Linked DNA regions of Mus musculus: region 1 is linked to region 2. The links are chromatin loops, found by intact Hi-C in ENCODE. Cell type or tissue: gastrocnemius. All regions are shown on one strand. Each heading gives the region's core, and the rest is flanking DNA. Links, peaks and the distances in the headings are about the cores only.

What was found. Peaks named below come from ENCODE experiments on the same cell type or tissue, not always from the same donor. Only the 100,000 strongest peaks of a DNase experiment are listed, where the experiment ranks them.
Region 1: it touches region 2 in a loop (4-fold over the local background); 4 of 42 quality-filtered maps call a loop at or near these places.

What each region holds. Positions count from the first base shown.
Region 1 is chr9:41,477,380-41,488,304 of GRCm38, reverse strand. All of the region lies in intron 3 of Mir100hg (Mir100 Mirlet7a-2 Mir125b-1 cluster host gene), which reads right to left. Among named protein-coding and RNA genes, the nearest start is that of Mir100, 49 kb to the left of the region's middle. In gastrocnemius, for the core only: a CTCF peak has its summit at 9,664 (motif pointing left); no DNase peak of the experiment used is centred there; H3K4me3 peaks cover 770 bases; H3K27ac peaks cover 6,101 bases.
Region 2 is chr9:41,716,477-41,727,401 of GRCm38, reverse strand. All of the region lies in intron 2 of Gm35835 (a long non-coding RNA gene), which reads left to right. Among named protein-coding and RNA genes, the nearest start is that of Gm35835, 16 kb to the left of the region's middle. In gastrocnemius, for the core only: no CTCF peak of the experiment used is centred there; no DNase peak of the experiment used is centred there.

The sequences.
Region 1 (10,925 bases), core at 1,912-9,911, 240 kb after region 2:
TCACCCCTTAAAAGACAAGTGTGTAAATTGCCTTACCAGAGACAAGTCTTCTGCCAATCGCTCCCTTTCTTCCTAGGACAAGATTTTACTTCTTTCTCTCTGATTCATATCCTGAGGAAATCAACATGACACAAAATGTCTGCTGTGTTCAATTAAGAAAAAGAGTCTCCAACCCACACTTAGAGCACATAAGCTTTTGAAAATCCAGAGAATGTGCTATCTTTCCAAGAAGACTTCCCTCCAAAAGGCATTGGTGTCATGTAAGAGAACTGAACACCAATCATTGAATGCCTGCTCTACATAAAATCCCTTTAGCCAACAGACCTGCACCTGCAAAGTGGATTGGCCTCACCTAAATCTCGAGGAATAAGCAGGCAGAGGAGCAACAGGTAATCTAGGCTCACTGGGTGCCATTCTAAAGTAATAGTTTACATTAATCGAGAGCCTACCAGCATTCAGGTTCTACTTTAAGTTTTCCAAGTAACTTTAAGTTTTCTAAATCACTCCATAAGATCAAATATAAGTCCCTTTGTAGACCCTAACCCCAGTTAAGGCGGGGGGGGGGTGAGCTCAGAGTGGTGAATGACTTTTCTCAAGATGACATATTAGTAAGATGCACACTGCGGTGCAAACCTCCAGCAGTTGGGTACCAGAGTACGAACTTTCCGATTCCTCATTTCATCCTTGCAAAGGTTAGAACACTACCATCTCTGTCATGCACATGAGAGCACCTGGAGAAAGTAAGTGACATGATCAAGGGTGTAAAGATTACTGACTTGTTTGATCTGAGAGCTGAACTCAGTAGAGGCAAGGTCCCAGGGTTGTCCTGGCACTACGTCACATCAAGCATTCCCCACTTGGAGAAAGAAATGTGTACACTGGATGCTGCATGCGTTCACAGCCTCACGGGAGCTCCAGGAGGTTATGAACTGAATGTATTCTGGAGAGATTCTAGAAAAGAGGGGAAGGGCATTAGAATGGGAAAAAAAGTTGCCTAAGGAAAGTTCCTGTGGGTGAGGTAAAAGAATAGGCTGGTGACAAGAGTTGACTCTGTCTCTTGACACTGCCCTATCTCTACTCTGAAGAAAAGGAAAGGCTAGCCTTAGCAGGTGGTAGGAAGGCTCTATTACAGATATGGGTCATGCTCGGAACAGTAGAGGCCTGGAGGAGAGCAAAGAAGTTTTCTGAGATTACAGTAAAAGCTACTATCGATGATTCTGCCCCTCGCCCGGTAGGTCTCCAAAGGATCCCATCAAATACAAACTAGAAGAGTTACAAATCAAACCCATGCTCCCTCTTTAAAAGGGAATGAGAAAGGGCAGAAGGTGGGGAGGGGACGTCTCAATTTCAACATTTTCTAGGGATTTTTCCATGCAATTTATCCAGTAGAATAGGAAAATTGGATTTTTTTAAGGTTATTTTTGGCAACTTTTATTTTATTTATCCAGAGCTTTACTGGATAAATGAACTCAAATTTTGGCAGAATGTCGCTAAATCATGTGCTACTTTTATCTAACCCAAAGCCTAGGGCTCACCCTTCAGTAACAACATTCATTTGCTCAGAGGTCTCTAAGAGCAGTACTTTCAATAGCCTATGATGTTTGAGGAGGACTATGGGACCTCACTGGCCAACAACTCCAAAAGATCCTGGCACTTGTCTTTTTATGTGATAGCCTACAGTATCTACTAGAATCTACTGCTAAATGGAACACAACATCAAACGGACTCCTAATGGCTTATAGTTATACTCATCAATTAATCCATTACCCACAACAGGTCAACATACAGAGATTAAGAGACTAGAGAATGCTCGGCTCTAAGCGAAACGTTTATATTGTATATGCTCCTCCCAAGGGTTGGGGGTCATTGTGGAAGACAGCATAAAGAGATTGTAAGAGGAGCGGTGAATAATTACAAGAAGGCTGTGTTCTGGCCACAGCAAAGAGTTGCAAATATTAACTCACAGCAGTTGAGACAACATGAACAGGACCTGCATAGGGTCAATACAGGTAAAATCCCAGCATGAGGAGAGGAAATGAACATGAAGCCCCACCCCCCGTTAAGGTGATATTGGCAATTGATAGGCACTGAGAAGTGGAGGGTAAGTATTCTTTTAAGGGTACGGCCCCTGTGAGTTGATCACGTGCCAGCAGAATGTCTCACATCCAATGGACAGGGCTGGATCTCAGAGTGAGGGGAAGGGAATGAATACGATCAAAGTACATTAGAAAAATCTCGGGTAACAAATTAAAAACGAGACTAGAATAACAGTATGTTCCTACTAGCTAGGAGTTGAGAGGATTTCAAACTGTCCCCCAGTACTCTGAAATAAAAGTTCTAAAGTACTTCGTGAATGAATTAATATAATTGGGCAAAAATTGGAGGAAGCGAAATCTGCAAAGGTTTCATTGTGCACCCTTGGCTGTGCTCTGTGTGTCTCATCCGCCACAGTGACAATCTCAGCCTTCTCAAGCTTGTCTGATCCATAGGATGCCTTCCGATTTCTGTGGCACTCACAGCAAAACCTCATTGACCTTGAATCTGGGAACGTAAGCCTGCTCTCTGCCTTTGTAAGGTCTGGAAAGACGATTCTCAGTAGCCTCGAACTAGAAGGATGGGAGAATGGACAGATGATGAGGATTGTGAACTGGCTATGCCTTTGACTGGGGTATCTGAGCCTCTACTTACGATTCTCTGGAGCAGTCAGCAAACAGGAATAAGTCAGAACTCCTTAATATGCCACTGCACATTTTTTTCAGTGCCACCTTCAAGGAAGTAAAGAACAATGGAGTCTTTCTCCCGTATAATGCTGGTGTCAGAGTGTAATGAGAGACAAGTCAGGCACTCGTCTCATAAGGACTCTACAGAACTAAAGAAGCGCACAGAGGGAATGGTTATCTGTACCGTGGTCTTGAATGCATATGTCAGCTACACTTAATGAGTTCTGTCCACAGTCCTTGACACACACTGAAACAAAGCCCCTGCTAAAGGTAGCAGGTCATTATGCATTCATTGGATGGTGCTACGTGGTCTCTCCCATACCTGATCTAAGACTCACCTAATATAGTGGCATCATACATCTCTCTCTGTAAGACCACCAGGAGGAACAACTTTATAATGCCATAATATCATTTATCATGGGCTACAGAAGAGGCAACAGGTGCTCAAGGGAATGTCTTATGGGAAGAGGAAGTCTGTGGGTGAAACTTCTATCTACAACAATGCTATTTTCTTCCCAGAAAGAACACCTTAAACCCAACAACCAAACCATTTGAAAAATTCTTAATGCATCACATGGGCAGCAGTCAGGCTGTCCTGTCCTCAGAGGCAAATTATGTAAAAAAAAAAAAAACAAAAAAAACACATAGTTAGCTCATTAATATATTATGCATTTTGCAATGACACTAGCCAAGATTTTGGCCAGTAAGTAAATTAATATAAATATTGCATCTCTTTTCATCATCTGTATAACTGTGCAAGACATGGTGTCTTCAGATCATGCTGTAGAGATGAGGGAGGGCAAGATTATTACCAATGTAACACCTGGCAGAGTGAAATCAAAACCTAGACTCAGCCCTCAGATTTAGCTCATCATGAAGCAAGTCAAAGCCCACCTTCCTTGAGAGATTTCCAGGGTAAACTCATAATTAGCCTGACCATTTTATAATTTCCTAGCTCCTAGCACACTATTCTATAAAATCAGTACATTACTGGAAGCTGTTATTAAAATTATTTTATGGATCTCTATTCTATTTTTGTATTTGAACATACAGCTCTGGCTTTGTGTATCCTACAACCTTCCCATATGCTGCTCTCACCCAAGTGAATGTCCCTTCTCCAGGCCTCTTGTGCATTCAACACTCAGCACGGGCCAAGGGAGGCTCCCTTCTACCCTGGAAATTTTCCAGCCTTTAACATCACTGACCATTGAGGAAGCCTGCTCAATCTCACGTCCCTAATGCACACAGTGCCCATTCTACTGCATATCTCCTGAGCGTCTATTCTCTTCCATTTCCTTCAGGACCTCAGTCGGCTCGAGAAAAGAAATCTTAGCTCATTTCTCTCACAACCCCAGAAGCTAGCGATTGAGAAATGCATACATAGTCCAGTAAAGGGCCGTGAAATCCAACAAGGCAGCCAGCAGCTTTGAGGAATTCCAAGTCTTATGGAAGAGCGCGGCATTTGAAGAGAGTATGGTGAGGTGTACTTCCCACACCTCAGCAGGTTTGTGGTACTTTGGGAACAGAGATACGAAGAGGCTGCAATATCCCTACAGTGAAGCATTGGAAAGCAAAATTGAACCAAGTCTTGAGAGAAGATTGGAAAGTCAGCAGATAATGTTTATAGAGCTGAGGAGTATGTGGAAAGGAAAGGGGGAAGGCAGTCCTACGATGTGCTGTACAGTCCACGGGTTCTCCCTGGAGGAACCAACCCTCACTCCACTATGTCTGCTGAGTCTAATAGCATGACCCATCACATTCTCTGCTTTTGCTGGGACACCAGTCTTCCAAGAGGCTTTGAAAAATTATTTAGCCTCCTCAGGGAAGTAGACCTGAGGGCAGAATTGGTAGAGAGAATAGAGGTGCAGAGGTTCAATGGATTGAGATAAAGATCTATCAAGGATGAGGTGGAAGGAAGGGTCAGTCTTTGGCTCAGATAATTTCTGAAACCTTGGTGTACCCCATACCTTCCTGGAGTTTGGATTTTTAATCAGACTTATTCTTACAAACACAAGATCCTAGCCAACCACAGCAAGACCTTAAAAATAACACTTCATACTATTTATACATAGAAATGGGCCAAAAAAAAAAAAGGGTGCTTGAGGTTCTATCCCTCAAATGGATACTTCCTGATTGTGCTGGCTAGTTTTGTGTCAACTTGAAGCAAGCTAGAGTCATTTAGAAAGAAGGAGCCTCACTGAGAAAATCCCCTCATGAGATTAGCCTATGGAGGCGTACTTTTTGATTGGTAACTGATGTTGAAGTGTCGAGCTCACTGGGTGGTTTCACCACTGAACTGCTGGCCCCGAGTGTTATAGAAAAGCAAGTTGAGCAGCCCATGAGGAGCAAGCCAGTAAGCAATGTTCCTCTATGGTCTCTACTTCCACTCTTGCCTCTAGATTGTGCCTTGAGCTCCTGCCTCGACAGGCAGTTCCTTCAGTGACGGACTTCAAGCTGTCAGATGAAATTGACCATTCCCAAGTTGTAGTTGGTCATAGTGTCTACCACAGCAATAGCTCGGTCTCTTTATTTAAATACGGAGACACAGGCTTGCGAATCTATGCCATTGGCTTCCATTCTACTCCCAACAATTCATCTAAATCCAAACTCTTCCCCCAATCAATTGTCCTAGCCCCAAGGCTGTCTACTTTACAAGATTCCTGCCAGCTCTTTAGTCTCAAGGTGATCATGGGGTTCATATTTGGTGAAAAAATATCAAAATAGACCAAAAAATGAAATAAAAATCATGGCATGACCACAGAGTAATGACTTCATTGGTTTTTGGGTTTTTTTGGTGTTTTAATTTGTTCAACAGCTTCGTCCCAGCATGCACCTGCTTCTAGAGTAGGCTATGTAGAGACAAACAAAGCATTCTTCTTGGCCTTAAGCAACTTACCAAGCAGAGTGAGAAATAGCACAATTTCCCAGCATTCATGTACCTCAAGTTAGCCTTCTGTGAGGATGTGGACTTATTTTTTTTAATAATTTCTGGTAAGTCTTTTTAAAGCCAGTCATGATGCAAATGAAAACATCCGCTCACAATTTTATAGCTACATTTACATTTATTTTTAATAAATAAAAATGGCCTATTAGCTGAGCCGATTGAATATGACAATTTGTCTATTATTTTTTTTGAAAATGTAAACTATACTCCAAAAACAATTCTTTTTCTCACACCAAGTATCTGAAAGGAATGTATTCCAGATTCTGAGTCCTACCACTGAGAGAGAGTATAGTGATGCTTTGCCCAGGCATCATCAGTACCCCAGATGTATAGTATTCAGAATAAATACGTTTCAAAGCATTTGTTAAAGTATTGAGCTCTGGAATTTTTTTAACTTCCAGTCAGGCATATATCTGCCCAGATATAGGTACCAGGATCACTTTAGTTCGCATGGAGTTTCTCCCACCTTTGTGATTCTGCAGTTGTTCAAACTGGATTTCTCCAAGTCTGTGAAGAGCTGAAGAACTATTCCTGTCCTGGTTCTCTCCCTATGTAGGTCAAATCCCATCTCAGCGAGGACCCTGCCAATAACCACCTCGTGACCTGGTTATTTTAGATATCTTGATGAAATGAGAATCAAACCCGACCTCCAAGGCAGAGTTGTCTGTTACAGAACCTGACCTGAATACTATTTAAGCAAAGTATGTCCCTGTCATAGTTTTTCCTTTTCAGTCTTCAAGGTACCAAGTGAGAACAGAGCAGTTGCAGAAAAATTATCAATGAGTACAAAAAGTCCTGATCACTGATGGAAACCGCCGAGTCATGGTGTCTGGGGACTCACAGCTATGCATCATCAAATAAGAATGATTTCTGTCATAGCCAGGCTATCAGGATATGCCTGTACTCATAGCAATCAGGAGGCAGAGATAAGAGAATCATATATTCCAGGCTAGCATGATACATGTAACACATAAAGTAAATCAAGGGCTAGACAGGTGGTACAAAGCTTACTTAGTGTGCATATATCTAGGGTTTGACACCCAGTGCCACACATACAAAAAATATGCACACAAACACACACATTCATATGCATGCCTATGCATGCATATACACGGGTATGCACATGATATCCCTCTTGCATCTGTCATTCACTCAAGTTATAGAAAGGCAGGGAAATTGGCCCAAAATATGTCAGGCTTATGAATAAACTTGGTTGGCCAGTAAGCTGGCTCAGTGGGTAAGACATCTGCTGTCAAACCTGATGGTGTGTGTTCGATCCCTAGGACTCATAGTGGAGAGTGAGGACCAACTCCTCAAGTTGTCCTCTGGTTTTCACAGGTATGCCATGGCATATGCACATACCCCCTACAAACACGGAGTGCCAAGGAGTAAAAAGAGGCTCTCTTATCATATTGGGTATCCCATACCTGATGCTTCTTTCTCCACTCCCTGAATGGAAACTCCCTGAGATGAGTCTGTTTAGTTGGTTCTTACAGTATTTATTGAGTCCTGTAGAGAGAATATCTTGTGTATTGTATGAATGCATCATCGGTCAAGGAAAAAGCCTATGGCCTATTGCTTAGGCAGAAAATATAAGAAGAGACATCTGGGAGAAGAAAAAATTCTAGGAGAGATTCACTAGGAAGATATGTCAAGACAGACACGTGGTACCTGAGCACAGGTAACCAGCCATGTGGCAGAACGTAGGCTAGACAAAATGGAATATTTTAAGCAATATCTAGTCAGAGAATAGCCTAGCTATATGGCAAATATATTTGTAAGTATATTTTGGATCTGAGTCTTATTTTTGGGGACACAGGACTAGGAGGGAGAACCGGGGCTTAACTTCAACAGAGTCCTCTAGTTAGAATGGACATTCAACCAAAATATGAATCTTCATTCCTAGAACCACGTTCAGGCCATAGAAACCACTAGATTTTGACTTGCTGGGCTGTCAAATAAAGAATGGTCTTTGTTAAGACTCGGTCTCATAGCCCTTCTATAACTATAGCTGCTGCATCCCCCCCCCCCACTCTAGCCCATTAGTGTAGCTTAGAGTTCTCTGGAATGCTTGTGGGACGCGCTCTTTGCGGTCATCATTAGGTCCACTTTCCTAACTAAACTTGGAAGTGTTTTATGATAGGAACTATGTTTCACAACATCACAATTTCTGTGTGAAAAGAGTAAGAATTCAATAAATGCCTCCTGCCCGATAATTGAGAGAATGGGGAGGAATGTTTCTCTTGTAATTACGAATGTTACAGATTTATGACTGAACCTCATATCTCAGACTCTGCCTGGACTTCCAAGTCTTCCATAGACCAAACTGGAGAAGCCGTGAGTCACTCTGCTTGGAGGGGAGGGGCGTGTGTTTGTGCAGGATATGTTTCCCAACCTCGATGAATCATGTGTATAATCGCCCAAACTGCATCCTGTCTGGGGAAGTAACCAAAACCCCTATTTCTGGCCCAATGGCTTTTTGGTTTATGAGTAAATGCCACTGGCATGCCATTAAATAAATGCCCTCAGAAAGCCCTCAGCTAGTGCCATACCTACAATAGTCAGGCTTGTGACAGATCAGTCATGCCTTGAGAACACGAGGTGAAGACCCATCTTTCTCAGCTTGTCTCTCTCTGGCACACTGCTGCCAAGTTCTGACTGAATGTTGTGATGCTCCTTCCCAAACTATAGGTCAAGTCATTCCCTTGCCCACCATCAATGAGCCCAGCATCTACAGAGAAGTTCTGAATTTTGTGTGTGCTGCACACACGTACATGTGCAAGCCTGTGCATATATTTGTGTGGGAGTAGAGGCCAACATCGGGTGCCCTTCCTGATTGATCTCTCCTTGGTTTTTTTGTTTGTTTTGTTTTGTTTTGTTTTGTTTTGTTTTGTTTTGTTTTGTTTTGACGGGGTCTTTCATTGAAGTTGGAGCTCACCAAGTCAGCTAGACTGACTAGCCAGTGAGCCTCAGAGATTCTCCAGTCTCCACCTTCCAAGGACGGGAGTTACAGGCACACACTGCTGCACTCAGAATTATTTTACAGAGGTGCTGAGGATTGGTCCCAGTTTGTCATACATACACAGCAAGAATTTTATCATCTGAGCTATCTGCCTAGTGTGACATCTCACTTTCTTTTAATTCTTAAAAATGTTTATATGTGTAAATGTTTGCCTGTTTGTATGTATGTGTTCCATGTGCATGCCTGGTACCCAAAGAGACCAGAAGAAGGCATTGGATCCTCTAGAATTGACCTTATAGATGGTTATGGGTCACTATGTGGGTACTGAGAACTGAACTCTGGTTCTCTGCAATAGAGAAAGTGCTCCTAACCACTGAGCCTTCGCCCCAGCCCCAAGACGTAACTTTTAAACCTATTGTCCAAGTTCCTCTAGAATCCGAACCCAGGCTATTTCACTCACTTTACTTCCTCTTCCCTCAATACCACAAGCTCCCATTTAACACAGCCAACAGATGCCTTTTCTGAATATACACAAAGCCTCACCTTCACTCTGTGATTTCGTTCCCTCTATCCTTCTTATAACTGCCGTCTCCTCCAATGTCTGAGGGTCAGAAATCTGTATTTCCTCAGACCTCACCCAATAGTGATTTCTCTACCCTGTCCACTGTGCTTGTCTCACAGGGGAAATTAACTTCTCCTTGGAGGACGCTGAGGCTTCTAATGTATATTATAGACACGTGTACACAATTGGCTCTCGGATAAACCCTTGCTTGGAGAAGCGAGTCTCGGTCAGTGCAATAATCTTACAACTAGCATCATTAGGTAAACTCAAAACAGTCAATATAAAGTCTGGAAGATGGAAAATCAAATTTACCGTCCTCAGGGAAGGCTCAGTGTTTCTTATTCTCAACATTCTCTCTTTATCCTTCACCCCCTTTCATGAAGATGTAAGATTAAGGAAGACTCTGGACTCTGAACACAGCCATTGTCCTGTTTCATTGTCCCAGCCTTCCTTCCTCCTGAGGTCCGCCTCCTTGTGGCCTACTTTGCAAACAGATGTCGTAAGCTTAGGAGTGGGGAGAGATATAATTTTGATATTAACTTGAATTAAGGAGAGAGAAATGTAATTAAAAGTGGATCTTCTGTTTCAAAAGGCAAACTTTTTATAAGATAGTATATTCTGCAACAAACACTTGCCTGTTACTTTCTTTTTCAGGGTATCTGTGCCATTGTGCCCATCTCTGGGCGGACAGAGAAATGAACACTGATGTAATAAAGCCTTGCTTTGTTTGATTACCAAGCAGGATGCTTTCTTTCCATTCTGCTTACTTGCACAGCCCTGGTCCTGAGAATGGGGACAGAAAAGATAAGCCGGGGTTCATCCAAGCCAAGAGCAGATAAGGTAGGAACAGAGCGTCAAGAATTTTCACTGTCCGGTGTCTTTGGCAGTTGACAGCATCTAGGGGAAGACTAGGAAATAAATACTCCTTCTCTGTCTCTCCAGTGGCTGACAGCCCCTACCTTACCTATGCCACTGAATGACTGAACCACCACAAGCAGATCCCTGCCTCAGTAGGATGTGCAGGCTTCGAAAATTCACACGTGCTGCCCACAGAGGAGTTGTAGCTATTCAAAGATAACTATTCTGTTCTCATTCTTCTACCTTGGGATTTGTAAGCATCTTTAAAGGCTTGGTAATGAGTATATTCAGCGTTGCAGGATATACTGACTTCCCAGAACTGTCTTTCTGGTCGAAAATGTAGCGATAGACAACATGTACACAGACCGAATTTTATTTTAGTAAAAATGTGGTTGAATAGACTTGACCCATGAACCGCACATGTAACTCTCTGCCATACGTGTTTAGCAAGAACAAAACATCAAAGGTAGAGAAAAATGTCTAAACTTGTTTTCTGGCACGAGGAATAATAGTGGTGAATTTTGTGAGACCTCCAGATGTCTCCTTAAGGTCCCATCTGAGATGAGAAGGTTTCAACCATGTTCAGTATTCTTACCACCATCAGGAGACACATAAAGCTATAGGACTTTTCTATACCTACCTCTGGACCACACTCTTCCCTGAGAAAGACAGTTCTGATATTGTTAAAGAAAATATCAATCACACTTGTGGTAAAAGGTCACTACATTTTTTAAACAAATTGGTCCTTTGAGCAAGATGAATTCTAATGGATTGGTTTATTAACCTAAAGGTTGAACCAGACTGCGAGTAACTAACTGATTTGTTCATAATTAGTATTATTTATAATTATTTTACTTGGGAAAAATATCACCTTAAATG
Region 2 (10,925 bases), core at 1,799-9,798:
TCTCAGTATTCATCTACTTAATCATGGGGTGCTGTTTGGTTGCAGCCTATGCCATGCCTGTCTCATCTGACACAATGCACCCAACGATGTTGTCCCCTTCAGGGGAGTGCTGCTGGGATTTCTGGTCCTCAGTATCTTCTCTGATCAAAATCTCTAGGTGGAAGAGGGAGTTAGACCCCATGGAGCTAGAGAACATTGCTGAGAACAAAGTTTGGTGTCATAGCCAGCTTTCTTATTATATGTTTTTCTTTTACCAGCTTGTGTTGTTAATTCAGTTTCTACCCCAGGACATTTGCATAGACCTGTCCTTTACTTAGCTTCACCAGCCACTCTTCATGGAAAAGGACCCTCTGACACCTTATCTAGAATAGCAACTGTCTGTACACTGATCAGTTTTTCCTTCACCCAACAGGCAAATGGACAGAGACCCAGGATTATATCATGGGCTTTTTCATTTGTATGTGAATCATGGGTTTTCTTCATACTCACTTGCCCTTAAACTCTGCGTTATCTGGAGGGTGTGTGTATGAAGACCAAGTCTTTATGTTAGTCTTTGATATATCACCAAACTCCTGGTGGTGCCAGGCCTATAGCTCAGGAGATATTCACTTCTGCTGGAAATGATTCCACCTGGGATGTTGCTAGTGGAGACACACCACAAAGCCTTTGCTAATGGACACCTCCCAGCATCCCTCACTCTGTATTCCTCTCAATCTGCAGCCAGTGCACGGCCCATTCTACTCCTCTTTGCTCTATTTGGTAAAGATTATTTTGTCTGCCTTTATTTCCACCAAGGTCACGGCCCCTTACGTCCCCTGGAGCAGGGACATTTGTTCCTGGCATCTCTTTATGGACATGCACTAATGCCGGACATCTATCTAATCGAGTCTTTAGTCTGATTTTGCTGACTGGCTTAGATTTAAGGTGCTGCTCGATTTCTTGCTAATGGTTATAAATGTGCCAAGGAAGGGAAAGTGAAAAGTCCAGTGTGTAATGAATCAAACGTGACCTGGTCTGAGCTAGAGCCCTTCCAGAGATACACCTGAGACACACCCACCCCATCCCACCATCATTGTCTCTCATTAGAAAGGACTCCAAACCTTGGTAAGCACTTTGAGTTTGTGGGGCTGCATTGACAGCAAGTGCACTTCTTGCCCTGCCCACTTCCAGCAGCCTCAACAGGTTAGGTCAGGTTAGACTGGTCAGGCCATCATCCTCAGTTTGACAACAATACCACTAAGGTTTGGGCATAGCTGTGCATGCCTTTAATTTGAGTACTAGGGAGACAGAGACAGTTGGATCTTGATGACTTCAAAGACAGCTTGGTCTACAGAGTGAGTCCCAGGCCAACTGGTGCTGCTATATCATGATGCCCTGTTTAAGCAGGGTGGGAGAAGAAAGAGAAAGACCATGAAGGGTGAAAGTAGAGGAAAAGGAGGGGTTATTTAATGTAGACACACCAGAAATAAAAAACAATGAAGGGGTTCAGAGACTTTCCAAATCCTTTGGGTCCAGTCATGGGTTAGATTTGAAAAGATGGTGAGATGGGAGATCTTCTGAATCAAGCAGCCCCAGTCAAGGGGAGGGCCTGCACACCATTAACCCATAGGCCCTAATTGTCCTGCAGGATGTCTTCAATTGCTGGAGGACCAGCCCCACCTTCACTGTTAATTATCCTCATCTGGAGAATGGAGGAAGGGCAGAAGGTCTTACGGTGTTCAAGGTGACATAAAGGACAGTAAGTTATATCTGTGCCTTAGGGCCAAGTACAGATACAAAATGAAGGCAGAGGTACCAGGCCTCCATCCTGCCTTAAGAAGCCCTGAGGGCCCAAGTGAAGAGTGGATGCCTCTAGCAAAAGCAACTTCTAAGTGTCCAGTTTCTCCTTCCTGGGCTTCCCACATATAAATAAGCTGTGTGTATAGCATTGCTCTTATCTCTTCGAAAATTAGTGCTCAGAGTATCCCTTACACCAGTGTGTGTAATACATCATGGAAACCGTTGCTCAGTGTTCGCAGAGAGGTGACTCCCTTTAACAACCACCGTCTAGTAGTCAATACAATAGGCGCTTCCTCTCTCATTATGGAAAGTTCTTACTAAAGGGTATTTAGTGTTTCAAACTTTAATAACTACAAACAAATCATTCCACGTGTGTGCAAGACCATTACTTAGTCCTTCCACAGGTGGTATGACAACAACACACACTCCACTGCTTGACAACACGACATGAGCCTGTGGCTTCCTCATCCCACCAGGGTCCAGGATTTGAAGAAGCTAAGGGGCAAACAGATTGTTTTATAGGTTTGACTTGCCTCCCTACCCTTCTGCTCTCCTCCTCCCCCTCCCCCTTGTATGTGTATGGATTATGTGTGTACACTCACATATTTTCCTGTGTGAATGAGGATGCAAATGTACACACATGCCGAGGTCAGAAGGCCAAGCCCGAGTGTCATTCCTCATTGTCCACCTTCAGACAAAGCCTCCTTGTTTTCTGTCATGTACATTAGGCAAGCAAGCTGGCCTCCACATTTCCTGGGAATCTTCCATCTTTATCCCCTACCTCCCCATAAGAGTACCAGGATTACAGATGCTGCCTCTATATAATATATCCAAGTCTTACTTTTATGTGGGTTCTGGGGACTAAAACTCAGTTCCTCACACTTGAGCAACAAGCACGTTTCCCCACTGAGCCATCCCCCCAGTCTGCATTTCTCATATTTATATTTCATGTGCTCTTTCTATATTCTGTGGGTTGTGAGTCCATGAGTTATTCTGCTATTGTTCTGGGTTATTGGCCGTTTGACTGAAAACAAAGACCTTTGCATGTATTAAATGCACCAGCCCTTTGGTCAGTGAAAACGTTTTCCCAGTTTTCATTCATCTTTATGTTTTATTCATATCTAATTTACTGTGCCCAAAATGGAGTTAAATTGGTCACTTTTCCATTGAGGGATGATTTTTAAACTCCAAGGTGTTTCAGCTTTTTCTAGTATTGCAATCTTAAATGATATATTTTTTCCATTACATTTTCTTTAGAATATTTTATTATGAAATATATCACGAAATGGCACTTCGAAGTATATTTTTAAAAAATACATATGTGCCCATCACTTCAACAAAACTTACTGACAAAGTTGATACCTCAACCTGCCTCCTACCACTCTCCTATCACTTCCCCTGTGCTGGTGATTTTCTCATTTATTGTTATGGTGAGTGAGTGTGTGTGTGTGTGTGTGTGTGTGTGTGTGTGTGTGTGTGTGTGTGTGTGTGAGTGTGTGTATGTAGGTGCCAGAAGGCCAGAAGAGGGTGCTGGACTCCCCAAAATGGGAGTGACAGGCTATTGTGAGTTCCCTGGCTGTGCATTCTAGGAACTGCACTTGGTCTTCTGCAAGAGCAGCCAGTGTTCTTAACCATTGAGCCATTTCTTCAGTCCAAGGAGTAGCTCAAAGGAGCAAAGATTTATTTGGGCTCCGAGTTTGAGGAATGTGGTGTGTCATGGAAATTAAGGCAGGGTGGCATGTGGCTGCATGGTGGCAGGTGGCTTCACAGCAGTGAGAACTACATTTGGTTAAACAAGAATCAGAGAAAAGACAGAAAGTAGGACAGCCCTAGCTGTTTATTTGGTGGTGGTGGTGGTGGTGGTGGTGGTGGAAGAGTTGTGGACTTTTATCGAAGGTTATTTGTGTTCTAAGTGAGACATTGAGTGCAATTTTTTTTGTAGTAATTTCCAACCCCAATAAGCCCATATAAAAACACACACACTCCAGTTATATTTATAAGCTATATGCCTAGATTGGGCAGGTCTAGCACTATACTAACTTATTCCCCAGCTATGAGACTCTTTGCTACTTGTGGTTTCTCCTGACCACTCAGTTTTTCTTTCTCTTCCTCCCCTTCTGTTCTCTCTCCCTTCCCTACTCGTTTCTCCCCTCTCTACCTGCCCCGACTTTTAAAGACCTCTCGTCCCAACTTTCCTCTCCACTGCCCAATCACAAGCACCTTTATTGACCAGTTAAAATGGGGAGAAAGTTCACATGAGATCACCTGCGTATGTGATCAACTGCGCATCTTGAGGAAGCAGAATTAACAGCAGAATTCAAACAGCACCAGGACAACCCACAACAGAGTATAAACCTTGAGACATGTTCTCTAATGAGCCACTCCTTCCAGCTTGGCCCCACCTAAGTTCAGCCAAAACCTTAAAGGTTCTATAATTTCCCTAAACAATAACATTAGCTAAGGACCAAGTGCTCAACACAGGAGCCTGTGGAGGCATTGCAGAGTGAAAAGACTTTAAAGACATGGGCACATGTTCTTAAACAAGCCCTGGGATTGTCCTGTTGAGAAGGCTAAGCTGATTCCATGACAGGCTTCAAATTGCCAGTTAAGGAGACTAGGACTAAATCTCTGTTTCCAAGAACTGGGCAAATCCAGGCAAGTCCAGGCCTCAGAAGCTGCCCTGCCACCTGGCCTGAGGCAAGGACAAATGGATCAGCAGCAGTTTCCAGACTCCCTCATCGACTTCCTGAACAGTAGAGAAAGTTTCCCTGACATAGAACTGAAAGCTTTATTTCCCTGACCATTATCCCGGCTCACGCCATACTTGTTTTGAGGGAGATAGGGTCTCAGGAACTAGGCTTAAGAGAGAGCCCTTGCTGTCTAATCCCACTTGGTACTTGGAATACTGAAACTTCCACGATTTGCCAGTCTGGCTGGGTGCAAAAGAGAATCCTGTTCAGTCTGATTCACTTGATGAATAGTGACTTTGAGCGTCCTTCATTTTTATATTTTTCCTTCTGTGTTGGGGATTGAGTTCAGGGCTACATGCATGCAAGCTAAGCATTCTCCCTTTGACCTATAGATCCAACCTGAATATCATTACCAAGGTGTGCTCAGGATCGAGGTTTCTCTTTTTTTTATTTAAATGAATCAGCTATGCAACTAGGAAGATGGCCGTGCAGTTAAAAGCATGTGCCGCTCTCCCAGAAGACTTGTGTTTAGTTCTTAGCACCAGAATCAGGCAGCTCACAACTGCCTATAACTCCAGCTACAGGAGATCTATCTGATGCCTTCTTCTGGCCTCATAGGCATTTGTGCTCGTACGGCATACACACACACACACACATACACACACACACACACACACACACATGAATACAAATGAATCATAAAAACAAAAAAACTTAAAAGAACAAGTTGATCTCTTTTGTCTATTTGGAATCCTTTAAGTTTTTTCTTATATTTTAAATGGAACTTGACTAGGGACACTCTTAATGTTGTTTTCTTGTGTATGAGCTATAGACAGTATTTCAGGGTGATGTGTGAGAGGGGCCTATAATGTTCTTGTATTCTTTACTACTTGAAGTGGCAATCAGATCTTCTCTTGTTTTGGATTGGTCTGAGTGTGTCACTTCTAATGCAACAATGGTGGCATGCTTTTTCATCAGTTAGGTCACAGAGCAGGTGTGGCTTCCTGGAAGTTTGCACTTCACTTTGAGTGACGTGTCCTGGGGTAAGCCAGCTGCTATGTTGCAAGAGCATTCAGACTGCCCTGGAGCGAGGCTCATGTGGTCAGGAACTGGGGCCAACAGCAAGGAAGAAATTGAGACTTCCTGCTGACAGCCACATGAATGTGATGTCTTAGATGTGAATCCCTGGACACCTGTCACCCTTCAGGTGACAGTGGCTGCAGTCAACAGCTGAGAGACAGCTGCATGGAGGACTCTGAGCAAGAACCACCCCGCCAGTCTGCTCGTGACATCCCAGGAGACCTGTGTGGGATAATAAACATTTTTCTGTTCTAAGTTTCATAGTATATTTCTCTCACTATAATATAATTTCACAAATGAGGTCACTCGTAGATAACTTTGTTTCCTGTAGTCTAAAGGCTTAGAATTGCAAGACAAAGATCTTGAGTCTGAGATTACACCTTCTGGTCCACAAACAGTGCCTTCCAACCGTGTCCTCTCATGGTGTTAGGGCCAGGAAGATCCTGAACCTCTGTTTAGAGGGACACTAACTCTATTCTTGAAACCTCTCTCATGGTGATCTACTCAGCCCACTTCTAAACACATTGGAATTGCACGTCAACAAACAAATTGTAGACGGAACACATTCAGTCTAAAACAACCGCTAAATGTTGAGTTAGCGAAGGCTGTGGGTTAAGAATCTTAAGTGCCTCTGCAAAACACATGAAACTCAAGAAGAATGAAGACCAAAGTGTGGACACTTTGCCCCTTCTTAGAAATGGGAACAAAACACCCATGGAAGGAGTTACAGAGACAAAGTTTGGAGCTGAGACGAAAGGATGGTCCATCTAGAGACTGCCATACCCGGGGATCCATCCCATAATCAGCCTCCAAACGCTGACAGCATTGCACACACTAGCTAGATTTTGCTGAAAGGACCCTGATATAGCTGTCTCTTGTGAGGCTATGCCGGGGCCTAGCAAACACAGAAGTGAATGCTCACAGTCAGCTATTGGATGGATCACAGGGCCCCCAGTGGAGGAGCTAGAGAAAGTACCCAAGGAGCTAAAGGGGTCTGCAACCCTATAGGTGGAACAACAATATGAACTAAGCAGTACCTCCTGGAGCTCGTGTCTCTAGCTTCATATGTATCAGAAGATGGCCTAGTGGGCCATCAGTGGAAAGAGAGGCCCATTGGTCGTGCAAACTTTATATGCCTCAGTACAGGGGAACGCCAGGGCCAAGAAGTGGGAGTGGGTGGGTAGGGGAGGGGGGAGGGTATGGGGGACTTTTGGGATAGCATTGGAAATGTAAATGAAGAAAATACCTAATTAAAATAAAATAAAATAAAAAATTTAAAAAAAAGAAACTTAAGTGTCACCAGCCTCTCAAAGGAGAAGGGGAGGGAGGATGGGGCGAGGCACTGTAAGAGGGGAGGAGCAGGAGTCGGGGCAGCAATTGGGACGTAAAGAGAATAAATAAATCGATAGATAGATAGATAGATAGATAGATAGATAGATAAGAATCTATAGCAGTAGTTAATATCATTTTGAGACAATTTGTCAAGTGGTATCCAATAGTTAATACATATAACTTATTTCATTGTATTGTTGGTTTTCCTATTTTGCCACTGACCTTATTGCTAAGGATTTCAATATTTTCTATATATACAATAAACCTGGTATTAGCCAAAACTCATCCTATTTTTTAACAACTAACCTGACAGTAGTTTGAGACTAAATTCCATAATTATTTATTTTGCTGTTTATTTTTCGTGTTTCCATGAGCCGCTAAAAAATTATGGGGAGCTTTGTCAATGTCTTTTGGGATCCTTCAGAGAAACTTGGCTAGTTTCTTTTCTTGCCTTAAACTTAAGAGTCTCGTTCTGCCTAGCCAGTTGAATGCTGAGATTACAGATGGATGCATGCACAGATGGCTGTTGTTTTATATTCTTGCTGAGTTCTACTTTTGCTCTGATGTTTGCAACAATGGAATTCAAGCGCTATTGTTTATAAAATCTAGGCTAAGTCTGAAGCGTTCATACCCTTTTCTATGTGACACCTTTTATAATCAATGTTAAACTTGTACCATAACAGAAATGAAATGTTTCTTGTTTGTTCCCCATGCATCAAAACAAAATAAATCAAGATGGGCAAATAGTGAATATTTTAGATTTTGTGGGTTACAGGGTTATGGATCCAGTGACCCAGCTCAGCTATTATAGCGGGACAGTGGCTGTAAATAACATACAAATAAACAGTCTAGTTATGCTGCAATAGAATTTTATTAATGAAGAGGAGAGAAGGGTTGGGTTTGGCCCATGGAATATTGTTTGTGGAGCTTTAAAATAAATCAGCTTTCAGAAACTTTAAGTTGCACATAGGCTCCTGGGAGTCTTAGACCCAGGTCTCCTTCAGTTGGTTTGAAGAAAGCCTCTGCATTTCTCACCAGCTCCTGGCTGCTGACTGGCTGCTGATCTCCAAGCACTCTGCCAGTGTTGGAGTTGAGATGACTTGAAATCTGCGCCTCCTTTCCTTTCTCCACCTCCTTCTTCTCTTCTCATTGGTTAAACTCATTTTTGAACAAGGGAAGGTATAGTTCTTTTAAGTTCTGAATTTCTTTGGGGGTGTCTGTTCTTTAAACTTTTGATCTGTTTCAAGATTGGTTTTCGGAAGCCACAGTTTCCTAGAAAACTTCATATTTCTGTGCAAAGTGTTACACAGAGTAATTATTACAGATTCCTTTCCATTTCCTGTTGTTATTTTTCTGTTCTTACTTCTCATGTTATATGTTTCTGCTGCAATTTGCTAACTTTTATCTTTATCCTACTTTATTTTTTTTTAAAAAGGTCCATTGCTTGAGAATATTCTTTGATTATATCCTGTGAGTGTGTGTGTGTGTTTTTAATTGTTTCTGCTTTGACCTTTATTCTCTCTTCCTTTAGGTCACATGATCATCCAGGGTCTAAGACTGCTGTAAGACCCTGGATTTTCCACTGAATCGTGCCTTTATCGTAGTGCATAGAACCTGTTATTAATTATGATTGCTGTTTTCTACAGAGGCGTCTTTGGCAAAAGGATTATGTAAGAGTTTCTACTTCTATTTATGACAGTTTAGTTTTGAATTTAGGTTCAGTTTTACTGCGGGTTTATCTGAGAATGTCATCTACAAAAACCTTCTCTTGATTCAACCCCCTACTAATGGTTTTCTTCTGATCTTTGACAGTTTGACGTCATGAATTGGCAAATGATGGTATTTGGTACCCAGAGTCACAGGTGTTCTCCCCTGTGGGTTTTAGCTTCCATTGTTTTGATGTTCCCTCTTTGACTTGTTTAAAGCTTTTTGGGTCAGTCTCTGACCACTTTCCCTCTATCCCTCTTTTTCAGCTTGTTGTATCTGTGTCAGTTATTGATGATGCCTTTCTTTAAACCCGAGGCAGTCTGCCACCTGGCAGAGTGAGTGAAGGTCATCCTCTTTGACAGACATTTGCTAACTTAGCTTTCATTATGACAGAGCATCTCTCAAGTGTCTCTTTCCTATTTCAACACTCCAACCGTCTCAGATGCCTCAAGCAATAGACAATAGAGCTCTCCCTGTCTCACTTTCCCTTTTAATCTTACCTCAGAGTTGGTTCTCAACTCAAACCTTACCTCGTCTCTATATCTTAACAGTTTTCTGGTCAGTGTCTGGCCTATTAAGCTGATCTTGAGTAGATAAAAAGTCCAACACAATTGAGATCCCCCTTGACTTATCTCTATACCAGTGTTAGAACAGTGCACTTTGTCTGGGTAGGATGACGTCTGTGTAGTACAGCCTAGCTCTCCATCACCTATGCATGTGAATATGTTGTTCCTACCATCAACTCTTTGGACCCCCAGCTGGGCAGTCAAGTCAACAGTCCCAAGATTTTGGTCATTACTTCCACTTTTTGTATCTGTTACTGGAGTCCATTCTTCAGGAAAGCAGCAGTCTATGTGGACAAGCTGAGAGCAATGTCTATGTGACTCTTCATAGTTTATTCTGGAGGTCAGGTTTTTTTTTGTTTTGTTTTTTATCAAAGCACATGCTCTTTTGATGATTGTTTCCTGTGGTTCTCTATAAAGTTGTCCTACCACAGTGAACTCTTCCCATGAGATCTGTAAGAGACTGTTGCAATGAATCTTAATAAAAGGCCTTCATGGACCAGCAAGATGGCTCAGCAGGCAACAATACTTGTTCCTGAGCCTGATGGCCCAGGTTTGATTGCAGGAAACCACGTGGTAGAAGGAAAAAATGTATTGCCAAAAGTTGTTCTCTGACCTACATATATACACACATGCAGTAAATATATACCTATACTCATAATCATATACAGGAACATACACATGCACACAAATTGATGATGGTGGTGATGGTGGTGAATCAACTTGAAGACTCAAAGAATGGAAAATTCTCTCTTCAAAATAATATTACAATATTACAACAGTGGAACAATTCTTAAATTACTATGTATAACCTGCATATATATATATGTGTGTGTGTGTGTGTGTGTGTGTGTGTGTGTGTGTGTGTGTCAGTTAGCCCACTTTGCAATCTTAGGTAAATTATGTCATTACTATTTTCATCACAATAGCTTTGAAAGTTAGAAAACTTCAACTCAAAGAAGTTGAATGAAAAACAAAGTGATGTAAGTTATAAGTACGAAAGAACCACAGGTCTGTCTAACTCAAAAATCACACCATTGTCAATGGTGCTTGCTGATTGGCTTTCCCCCAAAGTTAAAAAAAAAGTATATTTAACTGATTAATAATCTTATGCTGGAATGGATTCCATACCATAATCATAGTAAAGGCTTACTCACTAGAGAATGTTCTATGAACAAGAGTAACACCAGAAACTCACCAGTCATAGGGCACGGCTTCTAGATAACTTTCCAAGTTTCTTTCTTAAATTTTTTTGATGTCTGCAGATGAATAAATGTTCACTTGTTCATGCTTAGGGCAGCTTGTAGGCTTAACATTCTTTAATCTATAGTATTTTCTTCTATGTTAGGTGTTGAAATTCTCCCAAAGGCTTGTGTGTTAGAGGCTTGTTCCCCACGATAGCATACTAGAAAAAGGAGGAAAACTCTTAAGGGAGGTCTTTAGGTCATTGCGTGTGTTCCAAAAGGTGGTTGTCGGATCCCAGAGCCTGCCTTTATAGTGATGAGGTACTAACACCAACTCCCCTAAGAGATGGTGACTTGGTTAGAATAAACCAGACTAGTTGCTATAACAAATACACCCCAGTCCCTAGTGATTTCAACCATAAACAGTTGTTTTGCCTGTGTTAATTCACATTAGCTGCGGTTGCTCTGGCATATTTCCAGTTATTCATTGTGAGGCTTAGACTTCTTTTCTTTATGGCTCTACCCTTACCGGGTCCTGGAGTCTTCTTCAATTAGTATTGTCATTCATCAGAAAAAAAGTGATGATATGA